Regions from separate parts of the Mus musculus genome. Here regions 1 and 2 are each linked to region 3. Evidence: chromatin loops called from intact Hi-C (ENCODE). Cell type or tissue: left cerebral cortex. All regions are shown on one strand. Links, peaks and the distances in the headings refer to the core of each region. The heading gives the core; the rest is flanking DNA.

Evidence for each region. Hi-C counts contacts between places; a loop is a spot of excess contacts. Peaks named below come from ENCODE experiments on the same cell type or tissue, not always from the same donor. Only the 100,000 strongest peaks of a DNase experiment are listed, where the experiment ranks them.
Region 1: a loop joins it to region 3, with 1.8 times the contacts of the local background. A loop is called at or near these places in 2 of 42 quality-filtered maps.
Region 2: it touches region 3 in a loop (1.8-fold over the local background); 2 of 42 quality-filtered maps call a loop at or near these places.

What each region holds. Positions count from the first base shown.
Region 1 is chr16:55,832,956-55,840,026 of GRCm38, reverse strand. Nxpe3 (neurexophilin and PC-esterase domain family, member 3) reads left to right here. Exons shown (of 6, transcript NM_001134457.1): 6 at 1-74. It also overlaps a transcript of Nfkbiz not described here. Among named protein-coding and RNA genes, the nearest start is that of Nfkbiz, 14 kb to the right of the region's middle. In left cerebral cortex, for the core only: no CTCF peak of the experiment used is centred there; a DNase peak (open chromatin) is centred at 4,047.
Region 2 is chr16:55,820,622-55,827,692 of GRCm38, reverse strand. It overlaps Nfkbiz (nuclear factor of kappa light polypeptide gene enhancer in B cells inhibitor, zeta), which reads left to right and starts at 5,555. Exons shown (of 12, transcript NM_001159394.1): 1 at 5,555-5,925. The coding sequence starts at 5,640. In left cerebral cortex, for the core only: a CTCF peak has its summit at 3,733; no DNase peak of the experiment used is centred there; H3K4me3 peaks cover 179 bases; H3K27ac peaks cover 17 bases.
Region 3 is chr16:55,547,139-55,554,209 of GRCm38, reverse strand. The region is part of intron 1 of Gm45968 (a long non-coding RNA gene); the gene reads left to right. Among named protein-coding and RNA genes, the nearest start is that of Gm45968, 32 kb to the left of the region's middle. In left cerebral cortex, for the core only: no CTCF peak of the experiment used is centred there; DNase peaks (open chromatin) are centred at 3,053 and 3,438.

The sequences.
Region 1 (7,071 bases), core at 2,921-5,420, 280 kb before region 3:
GTCAGTTGGCCATTATGGTTGGATGTTTGGGCTTGTAACAAAATATTAAAATAGATTTACATACATTTTTGTTGAAATAAAGTATGAGTTTGTGGGGCTGGAGAAATGGGACAGCTGTTAAGAGCAGCAACTTCTCTTCTGTTTCCTCTTTCAAAGTGAGTGGGGAGTACCTGAGTACAGGGGGCACTTGGGAATCCTGGGGTAGATGGCAGGTGGTAGAGGACCAGAGAGCTATTGAGGCAGAAGTTTCAGACACAGAAACTAGGGTTTCTTTAAAATCTTATAATAATTTTAAAAATTAAATGGCATTTTAAATACAGATTTTTAAGCATGAAGATTAAGAGAAAAAGAAGTGCTCAAGAAAAAGGGGTCAAACCTGGCCTTCTCTGAGAGAGAATTGCCAGAAACTCATTTTAGGATATTTACCCTTTAAAATATTCTATCCGAGATGCATTACACACATACAGAATTTCCATTATTATTATTATTATTATTATTATTATTATTATTATTATTATTATTAATCAAACGAGAGGTAGTCAGGTCTCTTGAGCTTTAGGGATCTGAACTGATGATGTAGATGAACACAATATTCTTGCTGCCCCAATAGGACAGCGGGTGTTTCCTACGTAATCACAAAACTAGACTGTGACAACGAATGCCTGGACATGATGAAAGAAGAGAAGAAAAAACGGTTCTGAAATCACTGTAATGAGGGTTCCAAAACTGAGCAGCGAAACTGCATGCTGTCAGGAGAAACCCCTTCAGTGTTGTGCAATGGCAGGCAGATAGGACCACTTTCCCATCACTTTTGCCTGCAGTCATTCAGTTAAGGAGCCCTGCTTCATTTATGGTGGCAGATTAGGAATACACAACAGAGATGCCGCTTTGCCATGCTCACCAAACTCAACCGGGGGAAGTAATCCTCCAGTAATCCTCCAGACCGGTTTCCAGGCCTTTGAGGTCACAATGAAAACATGACAGTCCCTGAGGCGACTCTAACGAGGAGCCATAATCCCCTAGATTCCCGGGACACTGGGACAGGAGTCCTGAAAACAGCTCTGCGGGGCCTCAGTCCTCCGCGCGGCTCCAGTCCGGGTCTTGGGGACCGCCCTGGCGGGGAATGTCCGGGACTCGGGTCGGTGTCTTTTTGGCCTGGGAATTTCCAGCGTGTGGAAAAAGTCCACAAACTTAGTCCTCGCTGCCCGCCTCGCCTCCTCCGGCCCTTCTCGGTGCCCACGCACCCCCGATCGAACCCGAGGATGAGCATAGGGTGTATTTTAGGCGTGCTGGGCTTCCCCGCCCCCTCTGCCCACTTAGCTGGCAAAAAGAAAGCCAGCCCTATAAAGGAGGCCAGGGCCAAGGACTGGCCTCCTCCCGCCACGAGGTCAGACGGCGAGCTCTAGAGAAAGAGGCTGCTTAACTGTTCTTTATCATGTAACCTCAAAAGGAAACCCAGCCGTCTTCTGATGCTCTCACGTACTTGGGGGCATTGTCGCTGCTTACAGCTGAAAGCAGTTGAATTGCTTTTACGTATTTGTGTGACTCGAATCTTCAAATACAAAGGTATACTTTTATTATTTGATGTTCAATATGAAAAGGGATCTAAAGAGCTAAGCTGCCCTCAACCCGTTCCTTTCCCATGCTCTTTCCTTGGGAGCTAGATGTCTGCTGATTTATAAAGTAGTAACATTTGCTTTGTGGCAAAATATTGTGGGGCAGTGGTTTGTTTGTTGTTTTGGGGATGCAGGATGCTATGATATCTTGGCAATAGCTTGAGTTGTATCTGTTGCCTATAAAGGCCCAGGAAGAATTAGGATACCAGTGGAGGGTACATGTGGTGGCTGATGAAGATGCTTGACTTTGTATATCTGATGTATGAATTTACCTTAAGCTGGTGATGGAAAATGGTGGCTACCCTAAGGTGGAAGTTTTCTGGGAGGTTTGATGGGTGGGTTTAAAGGCTTACTTTCTCATAAAGGTAAACATGAAGCTACAGGTTTTGTTTTGTGTATGTCTTTTTTGTTTGTTTGTTTTGTTTTGTTTTTGACAGGGTTTCTCTGTGTAGCCTGGGCTGTTCTGGAACTCACTCTGTAGATCAGAGTTGCCTCGAACTCATATATCCTCCTGCTTCTACCTCCTGAGTGCTGGAATTAACGGCATGCACCGCCACACTTGGCTTTATGAAACTGCCTCTTGCCGGGTGGTGGTGACACACGCCTTTAGTCCCAGCAGTTGGGAGGCAGAGGCGGGCAGATTTCTGAGTTCGAGGCCAGTCTGGTCTACAGAGTGTGTTCCAGGACAGCCAGGGCTATACAGAGAAATCCTGTCTCGAAAAACCAAACCAAACCAAACCAAACCAAACCAAACCAAACCAAACCAAACCAAACCCCCCAAACAACAACAAAACAAACAAAACTGCCTCTTTGTGGAAAAATATATTTTGAGTAGGTTGAAGTATTTGATAGCATATCCTAGGTAGTTCTCATATCACCTCTATAAAACTAAAATTTATGAATGGCCGTTTTATGAATTAGAGAAACCATTGAGCTGGGGATGGCTTGGCAGAACCTATAGCTTCATAAAAGTTTAAGAGATTTGTCCATGTGAATGCATGTTTCTAGATGGGATGGATTAGAGGTTCTCTATGCTGCCAGCCCTAGTGAACTGACTGTATCAAGCAAAGGGGCTGGCCCAGAGAGGATGTGACATTTATTATGTAAATTTTAAGAACTTGGCATTACACTCTTAATTTGAATCTGGCCTCTAAAGAAATAAGTACCTGGTCGGGTGGAATGGTTTGTTTGTTTGTTTGTTTGTTTGTTTCTCTTAGTATAATAGTTCTCTACCTGTGGGTGGCAACTCCTTAGGAGGGGTTGAATGACCTTATTGAAGGGGTCACTTATCAGATATTTGACATATCAGATATTTACATTACCATTCAAAACAGTAACAAAATGACAGTTATAGAGTAGCAACAAAAATAATGTTATGGTCCAGGGTCACCACAACATGAGGAAGTGAACTAAAGGGTCACAGTATTAGGAGCGTTGAGAGCCACTGTTGGACAATAGGTTGTCTGGATAACAAAATAGAAAAAAATGTCCAGCGCCCATTTACTGCAGTAGTTATCCCTGATACAGAAAAGCTTAAGCAACATCTCATGGAAACATGTTTTTATTTGACTTGAGAATACAATGTGTTTTCTACTCCCTCCAGCACCTCTCTATCATTTTGCAGGTTAGGGACACAGCTGGTCAGGGTACAGGTGACAAGCCCTGAAGAGACAGAAGTCAATCTAGGATGAGTCCCCGTAGGAAGTCAGTGCACAATCATGCACTTGGTGGCGTTCTGCCTAGGGTACAGGCAATGCCAGGGTCAGCATAACTGCTATTAAGATACTGATCCTTTTGGCTTATGAAGGAAAAGGGGACAAACCTGTCCCTTTCTTTCCTTTGTCCTGACAAAGATACACAGACAGTAACCTTCCCAGAAGCTGCAGTCTCCTTGGACCCTGATCTCCAGGGATGCTTTCTGATTGTTCAGAGACCACGTACTAATCACTCCTGAAGACTGTTTCCTTTTGGCTATGGACTGACACTGATCTGGTGGCCTCTTGCTCTCTTGCCCTCAGCTTACCAAGAAGATCCTGAGGCCCATGCTGAACTTCGCCTTTTGATGTTGGCTCGATGCTGAAGTCCCGAGGGTAAGTGGGTGAATGTTTCTAAGTGGGATCTAAGCATTCCTTCTGTCTTGGGTGGTATTGTCAGTATGGGAAATGGATGTTTTATTCGGAGAGTTCTAAGGTTTGCAAAGCTCTTAATTTAACCAATTTTTGAAGTTTACTTACAAGCAGTTAATTATGACTTATGAACTAAAAGTTTTTGGTGTTTTTTTTTTTTAACAAATATTTGAATTTCCTCTGTTTTTATGGGAGGAGGCCATGAACACATCTAAGAGGGGAATCCAGCCCTCAGCTGACTGACAGTTTCAGAATTATGAAATCTTTCACAGGCTCAGAGAGCATCACATCTGAATGGTGGGTGGGTGAAGAAACTCATTTGAGCTCACATCTGTGGTTTCTGATCAAAGCACTTTCTGTTCCTTCAGTTTGGAACTGTGAGCCCCACCCCCACCCCCACCCCCACCCCAAGTGTCTCATGGAGCAAATACTGGACTTGACTATTTGTAAACACTTGTTTTAGGAGCTGAACTTGCAAGAGCTCAGCTTTCCCTCACATTACCATTTGAGGTACAGTGTACTCAGCTATATTTCCTAGACCCAGGAGAACTGAGCTGTTGGCTCAGAGTCTCCCAGATAGAATTCAGAACCTAGATTTGCCACCAGGCCAGTGACACGAAGGTACCAATAGGAGCAGGCAGCTTTCCCCCCAAGAACTCTTCTACTTCTTTGCTGAGTCTTGGCTACCACATACTCTCTGTTCATAGTTAACTGATGCAGTCCTTATTGATAACCACCATGATAATTCACATATGAAGGAGACCACAGGGAAGTGTTTTATACCTCAGAGAGTGGAGCCACAGGAGGGTGGCTGCCTGCCCTCAGGAGTTGATAAGAGCTGGCCATTTACTTTCTGTGTTCTTTTTGGAAACAGTAACAGAGATTGTAGAGTAGGTATCCTGTCACCAATTTCCTTTTGCCCCTCTCAGGACCTTTTCTTCTCGAACGCTGGGAGGACATTCCGCCTCCCCCAGTACAGCATCCATTGCTGATCCCTATGAGGAAGGGAGCCTTGGGTAGCCCCACCCATGTGTCTGCAGCATCCCTGATGTTTCAGAGGGAGCTAATAAGCTGACTGAGTGATCTGTTTTTATAGGTAGCCTCCATGAGGCTATATAGAAGAACATTTACATATTGGGTTATTTTGCAGAAATGTCTCACAGACTGCAGACTGCACTCCCTCCAGACTCAGTGCTATCACTTAAGTGGGAGGGATGAACGAGTCTACTTGGATAGCTAAGAACACAATGCATGGCGTAATTTACGACCACTCTCAGTCCCTCTGGTTATTTTGGTTAAGTTTGGCATCTTGAATAGCACCCGTGGAGAGGGGTTCAGGCTATACTGTGTGCATTTTCCACTTGGATAGCATCACCAGAGAGAGCAAATATTGTTTCTTTTTGTGACCTTTTGGGCCTTCTTAAGGGAAAAACCTTCAGTTGTTACAATGGGCATCCTCTGTTTGCCCTGCAGGCAGCCAGGGCGTGCAGATGCTCCATCAGATCATCTGCAGTATTAAACGCTCATGAGGGGTGTTCAGGAAAGGAATGTGTAAGGAACTCTCTATAGGGCACGCAGGAGTACAAAAACAACAGCAAGATGCCCCGCTGTAAATGGTCTATGTGCTTACTCACGTGACATTGGCGACTTTTCTCTGGTTGCTTGTCTCTTTGTACTCTCTTCTGTCTCCATCTTTTGTCAAGAGTTTTAAAAGTACTGGCTGCCAAGGACGGAACTGTTTCGATTCTTTTTCTGCTCAAGGGGAGTTTTCTTGCTGTCTATCTTTAAATATTTCAAAATGTCTAAAAAATTATGGTAAAATTACACACGACATCCAAGTGATGAGCTTTATGCTGGGAGCCTGCGCTGACAAGTATCTCTTTGCTTTAAGTGTTTCTGGCTGGATACCCACAATCCAAATTGCCAGATCACGTGGTAATCTTGTGTAGAACTCTTGAAGCTAATTTGAATGATTATTTTTTTTTCCCCTTTGGTTTTTTTCGAGACAGGGTTTCCTCTGTGTAGCCCCTGGCTGTCCTGGAACTCACTCTGTAGACCAGGCTGGCCTCGAACTCAGAAATCTGCCTGCCTCTGCCTCCCGAGTGCTGGGATTAAAGGCATGCACCACTACTGCCCGGCCTTAAATGATTATTATTGTCTAAGTGTGCGCATGCTACAGTGGAAGCCAGATGACAACATTCAGAGGACAGCTCTCTCCCCTTTCACTATGAGTTTTGGAGATTTGAACTCACTGAAGCAAGTGATTTACCCACTGAGACATTTTTCTGGGTCTGTGTATAACTTGTTAAAGCTTTGCCATATCTATCAGTTTTCAAAGTGCCTATGCCATGATCATTTTCTTCTTTAAATTTTTTATAACATATATATATATATATATATATATATATATACATATATATATGTATATAACATATATGTGTATATATACACACTTGTGTGTGTGTGTGTGTGTGTGTGTGTGTGTGTGTGTGTGTGTGAGTCTGAGGGCACCCTGTAGGCTCTGGGGTTCTCCTTCTACCATGTGGGTTCTGGGGCTCCAAATGATGTCCTTAGACTTGGTGGCAAGCACCTTTGCACACAGAGCTGTCTGGCCAGCCCTGCCTATTTCTTCTTAACTCATTTTGCAGTGTTTGACTGGGTGGAGTGAATCAGTAGTTAATGCGCATCGTGAGTGTAAGTCAACGATTGATAACTGAGTTAAGAATAGAGACTCTGCCCAGTAATTCTGCATTCAGCACCACAATGATTGAGACAGAAAACCTTCCTCAAAGTCTACCCGCACTGTAGAACCAAGTGGATGGCTGGAAATTGTTCCAATGAAAACCACTGGGCTAATGTGCTGGATTCCACGTACACTGGATCCTTTTAAACATTTGGACCGCTTGTCACCAGAACACTAAGTTCAAAAGAAATCCTGGGAGGTTTCCCAGAGATTTAAAGGGGCCAGAGCTACAGGGCAACTCATGGATGCAAGTGGCAAGACCTGTGTCTACAGGTGAATGGAGAGAACCCAGAGTGTGGGAATTGGGTGTCTCTGACTTCACCCCCACCTCCTTTCTTTACACCCCCCCCATTTCCTCATTTACACATTCATAACACAGAGATGGTCCACGAGTTTTTCTCTCATGAATTCTCCATAATTCGAGAAACAGTGAAAATGGCTCATTTTCTAGTTAGAATAGCTGCCCATGGCCAGCTCTCAGCAACCTGTAATGGCTTTTTGGTTTTTACTTCTGCTAAGGGCAAAGAAGGTGGGTTCAATATGAGATGGGAGACAAGGGTTAGAGGAATCTGAAAATCCAGTTTTC
Region 2 (7,071 bases), core at 2,515-5,014, 270 kb before region 3:
CAAGGATTCTGATGAGACATTGGACTTATAAAACTAAAGCCAAAAACAAAACCCAACAAAACCAAACCAAAACTAAACACCTTGTTTCCATCCTTAGTTCTTTCTGCAGAATCTTTTTTTTTTTCATCACTCTCCCTGCCACTTCAGACTCTTTGTTGGGTTTCTCTGGAACTCTATCCTGTATTGGTTGATGTAGGTGGATGGAGAGGTTGCCCTGCAGGTAATGGGACAGGCCTGTAAGATCTAGAATGAGTTTCAGGAGCTGGGATTTGACCTGATGTTTGGAAACAGGGAAGATGGAAGAATGTTGAGAGGAGCCCTGATTTGCTGACTCATTGCTGATTGGCGCATCTTCAGGAATTGCTCATTCTAAGTTTTCTAACGTATTAATTCAACAGTACAATATTTTAAATGATATCTGGCTCCTTTTTAAAAAATATTTTTTATTAGGTATTTTCCTTATTTACATTTACAATGCTATCCCAAAAGTCCCCCATACCCTCCCCCCCACTCCCCTACCCACCCACTCCCACTTTTTGGCCCTGGCGTTCCCCTGTACTGGGGCATATAAAGTTTGCAAGTCCAATGGGCCTCTCTTTCCAGTGATGGCCGACTAGGCCATCTTTTGATGCATATGCTGCTAGAGTCAAGAGCTCCGGGGTACTGGTTAGTTCATAATGTTGTTCCACCTATAGGGTTGCAGATCCCTTTAGCTCCTTGGGTACTTTCTCTAGCTCCTCCATTGGGAGCCCTGAGATTCATCCAATAGCTGACTGTGAGCATCCACTTCTGTGTTTGCTAGGCCCTGGCATAGTCTCACAAGAGACAACTATATCTGGGTCCTTTCAGCAAAATCTTGCTAGTGTATGCAATGGTGTCAGCGTTTAGAAGCTGATTATGGGATGGATCCTGGATATGGCAGTCTCTAGATGGTCCATCCTTTTGTCACAGCTCCAAACTTTGTCTCTGTAACTCCTTCCATGGGTGTTTTGTTCCCAATTCTAAGAAGAGGCAAAGTGTGCACACTTTGGTCTTCGTTCTTCTTGAGTTTCATGCGTTTAGCAAATTGTATCTTATATCTTGGGTATCCTAAGTTTCTGGGCTAATATCTACTTATTAGTGAGTACATATTGTGTGAGTTCCTTTGTGATTGGGTTACCTCACTCAGGAAGATGCCCTCCAGGTCCATCCATTTGCCTAGGAATTTCATAAATTCATTCTTTTTAATAGCTGAGTAGTACTCCATTGTGTAAATGTACCACATTTTCTGTATCCATTCCTCTGTTGAGGGGCATCTGGGTTCTTTCCAGCTTCTGGCTATTATAAATGAGGCTGCTATGAACATAGTGGAGCATGCATCCTTCTTACCAATTGGAACATCTTCTGGATATATGCCCAGGAGAGGTATTGCGGGATCCTCCGGTAGTACTATGTCCAATTTTCTGAGGAACCGGATATCTGGCTCCTTTTTCACCAGTTTAATGACACAAATGTGAAAGTGTGTGCATGTGTGTGTGTGTGTGTGTGTGTGTGTGTATGTGTGTGCTATACAGAAACAAGCTATGACTGAGCTACATTCTGAGACCCCAGCTAACTTTTATGTTTTGATTCATTAAATCCATTGGTCTGGCTTGAACTTTAATAGTTCTTTTACCCATAGTTGATTTTTCTTAATGTCTTGCATTGTTCATCTGGAACATATAGTTAATTGAGTGATGTAGGTTCTCTAATGCTTTATCACGGGTATAACGATATACACACATGTATGTTTCATTAATTTAAAAATTATATTTGTGGATAACCTCATACTGGCCTCATCACAGAAGTCTTTATGTACCAATCAGGGGGCTATCCAGCTCAGGTGACCTGACAGAAATTGCCTCAAAGTTTACTTTTTCATTAAAAACCTTAAATTCTTTCATTGTCAACAAATACTGATAGCTATTCTTCTTGAGAGAGCAGATTTACTTTGTAATTAAAAAGAAATCAGAATATCTAGGTTGCCTTTCACATGAAATTGGTATTTTCTGACAGTGGCTCAGCTTACAGCCCAGTGTTTGATTAGAACAAATAGCAACCCCTACTCCACCCTGGTGAGCAAAGTACGATTTTGTTTTTCAAAGCACTCTTTTTTTTTTCTTTTAAAGCTTTATTCATCTATTTTATGTATATGAGTACACCATCGCTCTCTTCAGACACACCAGAAGAGGGCATCAAACCCCGTTGCAGATGGTTGTAAGCTGGGAATTGAACTCAGAGATCTCTGGAAGAGCAGTCAGTGTTCTTAACCACTGAGCCATCTCTGCAGCCCAAAGCACTCTCCTTAAAGACAATTATCGTACCTCAAGGTACTGCACAAACATCTATGTATGTCTCTTCACACAGAAAATTAATGTGATATTAATGTAATATTTCAGGGATCAGTATGAATAAAATTTAGAATCATGATTCTGTCTAAGACGTCCTTGAGTGAAACATACGATTTTGTTCCCCTAGCCTTAAGTTAAGATTCAAAACGGTGAGTGTACATTTCAGATGTCTCAACGCCAGCTGCATCTGTAGTTACACACTCCTGTAATCTGCTGGACTGATATCAGGCGAGGGAGACCAAGTAGCAGGAGCAGTCTGTAGAACTGTCCTCTCAGGTGGAAGCAGAATTCTTCACAAGAGCTGCTTGCTGAGGTGCCCGGTCATTTGAAAGTGGCAGTGCAGTCATCCCCCCCCCCCCCATTTCCCTCCCCTTCCTGTCAGCAAATCAATGAGCAGCCATTCCTGCCTTCTTGCCTGCTTACTTCTGCCAATACAGTATAGTAGCTCACCCTCTTAGATACTGGTGTCTCCATTTCAAATAGGAAATGCTGTTCTAAACTATTTACGGTATTAAGAAAGTTCATTACATTTACACTTAAAGAATTCTGTTCCATTTTTAGAGCTCTGACAATGGTGTTACAACATTACCTGTACCATAAAACAGTTCAAACTGTTCAGCCGTATGAAACACAATAAAGTAAATTATTAACACCTGTACTGCCAGGGTGTCTTCAGGTCACTTTGGAAGAGATTTCTCCTTTCCACGAGTCACAGAGTTCTAGGATACATTATTTTCATCTTTTCCATTGTCCTTAGATGCAGACGGTGTGCATCTGAGCCTAAAAGGCCACAAGTCGTCTCATCTTTATCTTTAGAACAGCGTCAGACCCACGTTAGACAAATGAGGGTTTTAATCACTGTGACAGTTCACGTGTGTGTGGTGTGTGTGTGTAGTTTGCGAATGTGTGTAGAGAGGAGACAAAGATCTGAAAGGAGGGTAGAGAGAAGACGATGGAAGCAGAGGGTTAAAACGTGTGTTCTAGAAGGTTATCTAACTGGTGGGGACAGGGAGCAGCTAGTGGGGGAAGGAGATGAGTTGGGGAAGGAACAGATCATAATGACAAATACATATAAAAATGCCACAGTGGCACGCATTGGTTTTGGTATGCTAACTTAAAAGTTAATCACACAGAAAAGGAGGCAACTTTATTCAAGAGCCCTTAATTGGGCCATTGAAACAGTGGGGGGTGGGAAGAACTGCAGGATGTCTGCTAGCGGCCCTCGTGGGCCAGGCAGTCTGCTTCTAGTATAAGCCAGAAAAGAAGTGTTTGTACTAGTCACCTATGACCTTCAGGCGAAGGAAGGGCTGTATTTACACCAATCACAACAGTGTTCCATCTGCAGCAGTTGCAGCAGTCTCTCCTAGACTACCACCAGGGGACAGGCCTTCAATCTGGCCGGAGTGGGAAGGGTTCCTGGGTGGGGGTGGGGGTGGGGGAGAAGTGTGGCTCTGAGGCTGCATCTTCAGAAGCTGGAGTAGTGTTTTAGAAGCTACAGCCGCCATGTAGCTCTCTGGAGTGTTGAATGTGGTTTGACAGTTCTTTTCTCTCAAGGCTGCCTGCGCACAGAACAAGAGCCTAACAGCTAACAATTAGGGGAATCAAATCCCCTCACCTCCCCATATTTGTTTATTTCCAGAAAACAAGCAGCTGTGCGAACGGCAAGGCGTCATTGATATTAATTTTAGCTGTGCTTTTAGTCATGCTCCACACCTGCCTAGCCCTGTAGCACCTGTGGGCTGCCTGCTGCTTACCCCCGTCAGCAATGCTAGATTTGTGGATTCTGCCTAGCAGAGCCATTTACTTACGTAATGATCTAGTTATTTCTACTTACCTCTTTGCCACTATCTCTTCTTCTAGGTCACTTTTTTTTTCCTTCTTCTTAGGCCACTAGGACTCCCCTCAGTCTCATCTTCTCTAAAACTGTTTCATTTCTGCCAGCTTCAGATTCCCTCACGTTAAAGTTCTAGTAACTTCGCTGGTCCCTGTAGGTGCTCCGCTCAGGTTACCTTTCACATTTATGCTATTTTCCCTTTGGCAGTCCTAAAAGGCACTGCGGATTCTTCCCTGACTCCTGGCCTTAATTCTTGGCAGATGATTTTCCTGCAAACGCTTTAGGGCCATCCTTTAGGGCTCATCTCATTCTTTGCGAAGACTTCCCCCTTCTCCCCCTCTCCACAAGAAAGTCTCTTTTTAGGCTGTTCACTGAACTTTGTACCTCTCACGATGTTTAATCATAGTCAGTTTCTTTTCATCGGTGTGTGTATACCTTATCCCCACGTGTTAAGATGTTACTTGAAAATTTAGACTTAATCATTCATTCTTTCTCTCCCTTAAAAATAAACTTCCCTTGACGGTTCGCTAGTTGGATTTGCGGCGGAAGTATAAACATTGAAAAAAGTATTCAAGGTAGAGGCATCAAAATCCCTGTGTTTATCAGGACTAGGTCAAGTTGTGCAGAATAAAACGTTACATAATACGTAAAAAATAATATAAAACATACAAAGAATATACACGCATATATGCGTATTCATCATTTTGCTAGAAGCTTTTTTCTAGTATTGAAGGATACGAAAGGGTAGTCATTGCTGTTTATTCTAATACTGTACTAAAAAAAAAAAAAAGATTGCTTATGGCCCAGATATGAAGTTAGAGAAACTGCAAGAGCTCTGAAATTGAGTCCAGGCCAGAAAGTCCGCGGGCAACCGCTTCCAGGTTTGGAGGCGGGCTAAATGTTGGAGGCAAGGGAGGAGACTGAACTCTGCACGCACCGCTCTGGCTTCCCACTCCCCGAACTGGGCGGACCTGTTCTTGCAGCAGCCCGGGGCTCCCGCTCGCCCCCGGGCATCGCAGCCCCTGCGCAGACAGCGGTTGCCGCGGACCCCGGGCCCCTGGGGATGCGGTGCGTCCAGCGAAGGCCAACCGGGGAAACTTGGAGCTGGCCCCGACGGGGGTTCGGGGCGCGGGTGCTAGCCGGGGTTTCCAGGTGAGCCGCCGGAAAACAACCGGTCGGCCCGGGCGGGGCGGGGCGAGGGCGGAGGGCACATTGCCTCATCCCGGGCATTTTACTGGAAACTAGACACATCCGGAGGCGGGGCGGGAGGCAGCCCAGGCGCCGCCTCACCGGGCGGAGCGCGGAGGAGGAGGTCAGTTCATTTAAATAGCCCGGTCCCCTCCGGGCGCGCACGTACTAGTCGCTCTGCCGCAGCCAACCGCGTAGCCATCCGGTGGCGCAGGTGTCTGGGGACCCCGAGCGCCTAGCCTGGGAGCATGATCGTGGACAAGCTGCTGGACGACAGCCGCGGCGGAGAGGGGCTGCTGGACGCGGCCGGCGACTGCGGCCTCATGACCAGCCCGCTCAACCTGGCTTACTTCTACGGCGCCTCGCCTCCTTCCGCCCCCGGCGCCGGCGACACCGGCTACCTGTCCGCCGTGCCCTCCGCGCCCGGCTCGCCCGGCTCCGACTCCTCCGATTTCTCCTCCACTTCCTCCGTGTCCTCCTGCGGGGCCGTGGAGTCCCGTCCCAGAGGTGGCGCCCGCGCCGAGCGCCCTCAAGGTACCCACCCGCGAGATTCCTTGCCCCTCTATTCGGGGTTCACACGCTGGGAGGATGGGGAGGGACTTCCCTCCACCCCCCCCCCCCCCCATAGTCGAGACGTTAAGCGGCCCCTGTGACTTCCTTAGCGGCCGGACAGACGCGAATAGTCATGAGTGATTAGATGCCTTGTCCTGATTCTGGCACGTTGTCCTTGCCTAGACCTCTGCGGAGTCCAGCGCCCAAGGGACCCTGAGGGCTAGCGCGCTGGCTTCCTGGAAAAGAACTTGAGAGCCTCGGATTCTCTTTTCTTCCATCTCATAACCTTTTCCCTTTTCACTTCTCCCCCGACCTCCGAATTCAAGAACCTCTGAGAAATTATAACACTATTATGAGGTTTTTGGAGCTGATGGAGAGAGATGTAGTTTCCTTCTTGTAACTCTTTCAGTGAGAAGCAGTGGCAGAGGGTAAAGCGTTGGGAACTGGATTTTTAAGACACCCGTATTCCTAATCTATTTGTAGGGATGAATCAAAGAAAACCCACTTTTCGGGACGTAGAGGAAAGCCTGGTTCAGAAAAGTGATTTAGTGTTCTGCGCTTAGTTTACGATGTTGGCGGTTCAGAGGCCTGCTCAGAATTCTGATTTTCTCTGTGTGCTTGAGAATGGAAAAGTTACATCTAGCGAAGCCCTTTCTTTAGCTGCGGGTTGTATGGTTTCCTTTCTTCACGAACCGAGTTGCATAATTTGGGGGGGTGGGGGAGGGAGAAACAGGATGCAGCTGTGGGTAGATTTAAACACCGCCTAAATTTTCTCAGTTGTTGGAGCTTCTCATCGCAATTATTTTAAAGAATGACCCCTTGCTGTTCCTTAACACTGGCTACTCATAAGCTTTGGTTGTCTTTTATTTTTAAAAAGTTATTTTTTGATTTAAAACACTGTGCCTTAAGCCACAGTGTTGCCCACAGCTCCCTGAAAAGCGCGGTGTGCGTGCTTTGACAGCCCTTTCTGAAGTTTGTAGGCCCGTGGACATCTGGCTGAACCCATCGATTGTTTCTAGTTCTTGGTTTACCACACAAGCCATGGGAGATTCCTGAAAGTGCGTTTTCTTCTCCCTATGACGTGGGCATGGAAGTTTTAACTCTTGTCACTCCAGAGGAGTGCTGTTA
Region 3 (7,071 bases), core at 2,093-4,592:
GTCTCTCTGAGTTCCTAAGTGCACCAGTCCCGCTGTATCTGGTTTTCTTAGGGTCATCTATTCCCTCTGGCCTCTTTCACACAATTTCCTGAGCCCTGAGGGGAGGGATTTGATGAAACATCCTGTTTAGTACTGAACGTTCCGAGCTCTCTCACACTGTGCACATGGCCTGCCTGTGAGCCTCTGCATGTGTTCCCATCTACTGCATGAGGACGCTTTGCTGGTGATGGCTGAGCAGAACACTGTGATTTATGAGCACAGCAGGATGTTATTAACAGCCATTTTATTGCTACTATTGTCATTATGTTCCTTTAGCAGAACAATAGAATGTGGTTTTCTTCAGGGTCCCTGACCTATCTGGTCTCAGGTTCTTGGCCACCTGAGCGGTGTCAGGAATGGGTTCCATCTTATGGAGTGTCTCTTAAATCCAACCAGAGATTGGGTGGTTGCTCCCCGCATTGTGTGTGCCAGTATTTCACAGATTCGTATAGATTAGGGTACCAAGAGAGTCTTGTAATATTTGGTCTTTGATTCCAGTTGCTGACAGATAACCCCTCAGACTTTTTATTGAAACATAGTTTTGGTGTGTTTCATACATGAGTCTGATGAATTCTGATTAATGTAACCCCATCCTCTCTCATCTCTGTCACTCTTATTAACGCTCTCCTCTTTCCCACATCCATGTATTTTTCTGTTTTAGTTTGAGGCCCACTGAGATTATTGATCTGTGTGACCATGAGTGGAGCCTTGTGCTTTCATGGATGGATATGCAGCCATAGATGATGAAGATGATGCCTGCCTTTGCCCTAGTAATCTAGCAGTGGGTCAGTAGGGAGGAGTCTTGCCTCCTGAGCTTCAGTGGCTGACTGTTGACATGCCCAGTTGTTTGCAGGCCCATTGCCTTCCCATCCCTGCTTAAACTTCCTGCTCCGACTATTCTCTCTGTTTTCATGTCACTTATGCTTGCTATCCCCTGCCTTATGACAGTCCCCAATCCAGTGGCCCTTCTCTGGTTTCCTGGCTTCTACAGGTACTCAAAGTTAAACACACACACACACACACACACACACACACACACACACACACCTTAAAGGTGTGAAAGTAAGACCCATGTACAAGAGCATGAAGTCATTCTAAGACTGTTATAGATTCCTTAGTGTTTGGAACATATGACTTACACATCCCTTGGGAAAAGTTCCTTGGGATTTCCTTGGTGACAGACACACTTTTTGTTCTAATGAGGTGTTTCTTGGTGTGTTGCTGCATAGTAACCAGGTTCCAGAGAATTAGCCTTGTAGCTAGAAGGGTGGGACTTTCACCTGCACTCACCCCCCAGCCTCTGTGGAGATAGAGGGGGAGAAAGGCTGAAGAGTGAGGTGATCACCAAAGATCAGTGATGCAGTTAACCATACTCTCATAACAAAGCTTCCACAAGACCTCCAAGTGAGAGAGTTAGGAGAACCTTCAGAATGCCGATCAGGTACCTGGACTGTGGCACAGCTGGGGAGACATAAATGCTCACCGCCTCCTCATACACATCTGTCATGTGCACCTTTCCATTTGGCTATCCCTCTGTATCCTTCATTATATTCCATGTCAATATAAAAATTAGAGCAAGTGTTTTCCTAAGCCATGAGAGCTATCTTAGCAAAGCAATTGAATCCAAGAAGGGAGTCACTGATACCCTGATTTATCACAGGTATAAGAAACAGCTTACACCTTTCAGTTGCTGTCGGATGCCGGGGTGATAGTCTATGACTAAATGTTTAACCCGTGGGAGCCAATTCTGGGTTCAGGTAAGTTCTATCGGAATTGTAGTTAGGGCCCATTGGAGAACTGCCTGTTCTACAGGGAACTGCTCTCACATCTGTTGTTTTATGTTGGGTTGTAAGTATTGGATGTATGTAAGTAGTAAAATAATAACTGGGTTTTTCCTCTTTTGCAGCTAATTTGTTAAACATCTTTCATTTTTCTTTGTCTTTCATGATTTTGACACTTTCCAAAGCACCAGTTGTCTTCGTGGGAGATGCTCTTCTTATCATGACTAATATGAGATTATCTTGTATTTCACAGTACACTGTGGATGTATGAACCCTTTTCAATCTTTCATACCAGGATATATATAGTTTCTATGCATATTATTGGTGATGTTTTGATAGCTTCATGAAGATAATATCTGTCAGAGTCTCCACCATCAATTTTCCATTTTCTTGCTTATTACTCAACACTTTAAGGAAGATAATTATAGATATACAAATATACTATTTCTGCTTAAACTTTTGCCCATTAATTTTAACTTCTTTTGGTGGATCTTACCTTCCACAACTATTCCTATGGTTGTCTGATGGACGTTTTCTATGCATTATGTAAAATTCTTCTACCAGGAAGACTTGTCTATTTATACACTAGACATTAATTGTATTGTTGGAAGTATAATCTAATATTACTGTTATTGAACGTCTGAAAATTTTCTGGTCACTGTATGCTTTTAAGGACCCCTTGCCCTTTCAACATGGTTGCGTTTTTACTTCTAACAATGTTCTTAACCTTCTATCCCACAAAGAGAGTGTAGGGTATGTGTCCCTTTCCTGTTTTAGCCCTGGAATCTACCAATTCTCCAGGGAGTGCCCATGACTTTGGAACTTGTTCTTATTGCTTTTATTTTGCCAAGCAGTTCTTCACTGTGGACTGGAATTGAGTCAAAAATAACAGAATGACATTCAGTGCTCTCTTTTCTGCTCCCTCAAAGTTTGGGAAAGAGAAGTTTTTACTAGCACACTATGAATTGAGATTCAACAGATAATGCAACCCTAACAGAACACTGTCTGTTAGCTCTGGGTTATATTTAAGGATGTGCTCCTTACAACAGAGTCTTGTGTAGGCAGCTTATTCTACTTCTTGATATTTCACCCTGGTTAAAAAAATTCTTCTTTAAAGTGATTGGATATTTGCTTTTTTATGTCTCATCTGGCAATACAAGCTTCTGCTAACTGAAAATGTTCCCCAACTCCCAGTGTATTGATGGGCACACAAGTGATTACCAACAGTGCCAGTGAGTCACTCTCGGTTACCATGGAAACATCACTGTTTGTTCCTTGTCCTATGGCTTCCTTCCTCTGCTATGAATCAAGAGAAAAGACTTTCTCTTTTAATAGCTGCTGGTCAAAAGGGTTTTCTGTAGAGCAATGCACTCCTCAGTTCTTCCACTGTGTCTCACCTCAGCTATTAGGCATCCCGAGCTAGCACACCGCTTTGATTTGGGCTTACAAAAATACTTGTTGTAGTCTTTTCAAAAACAGTGTTGCTCATGAATATGTAACTTAGGCAGGGCTTAGCTGGGTAGGGCCCATCTTTTCTGATAGCATCAGGTGAAAGATTTATTTCCTAAAGGGTTCATTCACACGGCTGCTGAGTTGGTGCTATCTGTCACCTACAGCCCAACTGAGACTTTGTTCTGGGCTCCAACAGAACCTAGAAAAAAATGCTAACAGCCTGTACTCAAAATTTACAAAAATCTTAAAGAAGAAGGAATGTGTTCTATATAAAAATGGAAAAGCTGTCAGTAAATTCCAGAATGTGGGAAACTTTAAATGTCAAGTGGTCTGGGAATATGTGGCTGAGGGAGCCGGGTCAGGAGTGGGGGGAGAAGAAGGAGGAAGAGAGAAGAGAGCTGAGGAGAGAAGTGGAGACAAAATCCCTAATAGCATAGCTCAGGATTTCTAAACTCTATAACTAAAATATATTTTAGTTTTTAATGCCCCACCCCAACCCCATAACCCCACTTTATTGGTATGATGCTGCCTTTCCAGGCAAGTTGTAGCAACCAAAACTGTCTCCTGAAAATAAAAATGGCCCCAGTATTGAACTACTATATATTCAAAGAAATAATTAAATGGCACAATGAAAAAAAAACAATATATATATATAACAGGGTTGTATTCTGATTTTTCTGAGCCAACTGTGAGGAATTAGGTGATAACCAGAAAAAAAAATCTGTATATGTAAAAGTAACCGTATTTAATGACCTCTAGGGATAATTTGTTATATTTAGATGCATCATAATAGTAGGCTAACTATTTGTGATAAGTGATCCAGACTTTTTAATGATTACATTGAATTACATATCTATAGTTAGAATGACAGAGTGTCTTGTATTGCTTCATAATAATACATTTGAGGTGGATGGATGAACAACTGAGTAAAGTTATAGATACAAATACCATTGGCTGCGTGTCAGGAGAAGGCTCATTGTGTTGGAATTTTCCATGATAAAGTGTTTTGTTTAAAAAGTGGTAGCAAGAGAAGTGTTCAATACCATTTACAAGTATGTATTCTTATAGTCAGCTTTTTACCATCAATAACTCTGCATACCCATCTGCAAATATGTATGTCTGTACGTACTCATCAGTTCAAGCTCAAGTTATTCCCAGATGTAGGTCGAAGGAGTTGAAAATAGTCACTTTTGAAGAGAGGCAGGTGAATCCAGGGAACTGCTTCTTTACTTTTAACAAATATTTTAGTATCATTAAGCATTGAAAACAAGGTGCATAGATTACTATGACAGGTAGTAAAACATAATTAAAAGATGAAATATAATACTGAGGAAATGCCACCAATGTAAACTTTGTGAACAAGTAGCTTAGTTTAGTGATGCATGCATTTCCAAGAAGCCAAGTTGGGGAAGCTTTCACCTGCGTTCACAATGTGCAACATTAGGCATGGTATAGTTCTTAAGTCTGAGGCCTAACCACCTCCCTTTTCTTTTTACCTTTTTTCTTAGGCATGCTAAGACAACTTGGCCTTCTAAGGATGTTCTAGTTAGCCTTAAATCATCTGTGAAGAAACCCCAACTGAGAAATTTCCTATCAAGTTAGCCTGTTGCCATGTCTGTGGGAGTTATTTTGTTTTATATTAATTGATGGAGAAGAGCCCAGCCCACTGTGGGTGGCACCATCCCTAAGCGGGTGGTCCTGAGCTGTAATTGGAAGCTAGTTAAACATGATCAAGGGAAGGACCAGGCAAGCAGTGTTCCTCCGTGATTTCTGCCTTGAATTCCTGTTCTAACTTCCTCTACTGATGGAATGTGACCCTGAAGTGCATGAAGCCAAATCAATCTTTTCCTCCTCTAAATTGATCTTAATAAGAGTATTTTTACCTCAGCAACAGAAGTCAAACTAGAACAAAGGAGGAGGGAATTTCTAAACAAGGCAGGCCTGGCTCTGTAAGACCCAGTAAATGGACCATAGAGCAAACTAGAGTCTGTTTGCATACTTAATCCTATGTTATGAACTTTTTTGTAAAACCAGTAACTACTTAATCTTATGTTATGAGCTTTTTTGTGAAAATAGTAACTCCTGACCTAACCTTCATTTGCCTGTTTGTTTGTTTTGTTTTTGTCATAGCCTTATACTGGGGAAGGGTGAATATTTGCCAAATTATTACTAAGAATCTGGTTGTTATCTCTTCTTTGTTGTTTGCCTGATGCCTTGGCAGGGGCCCTACTTTGCACCAAGAATAAATGGATTCAGACTCCAAACCCCACGCTGAACAGCTTTTATAGTTACAAGCAAAACAAATATTTCTTCAGTCTTCTATTCATAAACAAGTTGTCAAACACACGGATGTGTTCTATCTTGTGTTAACACCTTAGATAGGCCAGCGTTCCTAGGAAACAGATCAGCATAACAACCACAGGCCAAGGCAGGTGAACTCACTAGATAAATGCAATTGAAAGGTGCCCTGCAGGCATTTTTAGGTCTGTTCTCTGAGGTTCTAGGTACCAGGGTTAAGGTACCATTTAAAAGTTCATGCTTTATGTAAATCCATAGCACTCCCAGAAGCCTTCAGCTGCTTACAACATGTTAGCTTGGAAAGCGTGCACCAACTGTATGCATTCATGCCTACACTGCTTTATCATAGACTCCTTATTAAGTTTATTGAAGTAGACAGAAAAGTCCTGCTATGGGTTGATGTACTCTCCTAGCCAAGGACTTGGGTCTCAGACCGTGGCATTGTTGTAGAGCTGTTCTGACAGCCTTATGAAGTGGAGCTGAACTGGAGGAGTAAGTCCCTAAGGAATCATAAGAAATGAGTATCTCTGTCCCAACTTTCCCACAAAGATGAACTGAGACCTCTGATACTGTGAGTTCAGAAAATTTGTCCCATCTTTAAATTGTTTATGTCAGAAATTCTGGCATAGTGACAAGAAAGATAACTAATACCACCTTTAAAGAAAGGAATTAGAATGTAGAGCCTTTTGTTGGGAACATAAGGTTCAGGAAATGGATGCAGGTAAGAGAAGAAGAAAGAAGAAAACACAGGGAGATGCTCAGGGACCATACCGGCCAGACAGGGGGACCAAGAGGACTCTATGAACTTTGGCCACTGAATCAATTGAATTGGATGATGACTTATCTTGTCATCCTACTGCTGGCCTTTCTGTTCTGAGAAGTCACACCTTGTATATTTTCCACTGATTTCTTGCACATTATCAAGCATGTGCATCAGAATTACACATTTTACTAATGTATGTTGTAACCAAAGACACTGAAATTTCCTTGGAAAAGTGGCAAAGGTGAAGGACCCTGGGTCAGACAGGGCAGAATGTATAAATTTTAAAATTGATCTGATCCCAGACGGACCACCTATTCCACACACGTAACAGGTGATTAAATTACCTGGGATCTGGCCCATGATTTACTTTGTGTGATGATCTTCCCTTTTCTCTGATTTCATAGTCTCTGGTATCGGTCACCATGACCAATCCATCCCAGCTGTAATTAATAAATGAAAGTTTCCAGAAATAAACAATTTGTAAGTTTTACATTTCATGCTCTTCTTTCTCAGTCATGCTGTTTTCCATGGTGTGATGAAACTTCATGTGGTCTTTCTCTATCTTGCTCAGGACATGAGTCATTTTGTCTAGCCTGTCCATGGTGTATTTGCTACCCACCCATCAGCTACTTCATAGTCATCTTGGTTAGCAGACTAACTTCACAGTGCTTATGTTGAAGTCACCTTCAGTTTACTCAATGATGGCTCCGAAGCACATGGTAGTGATGCTGGCAGTAG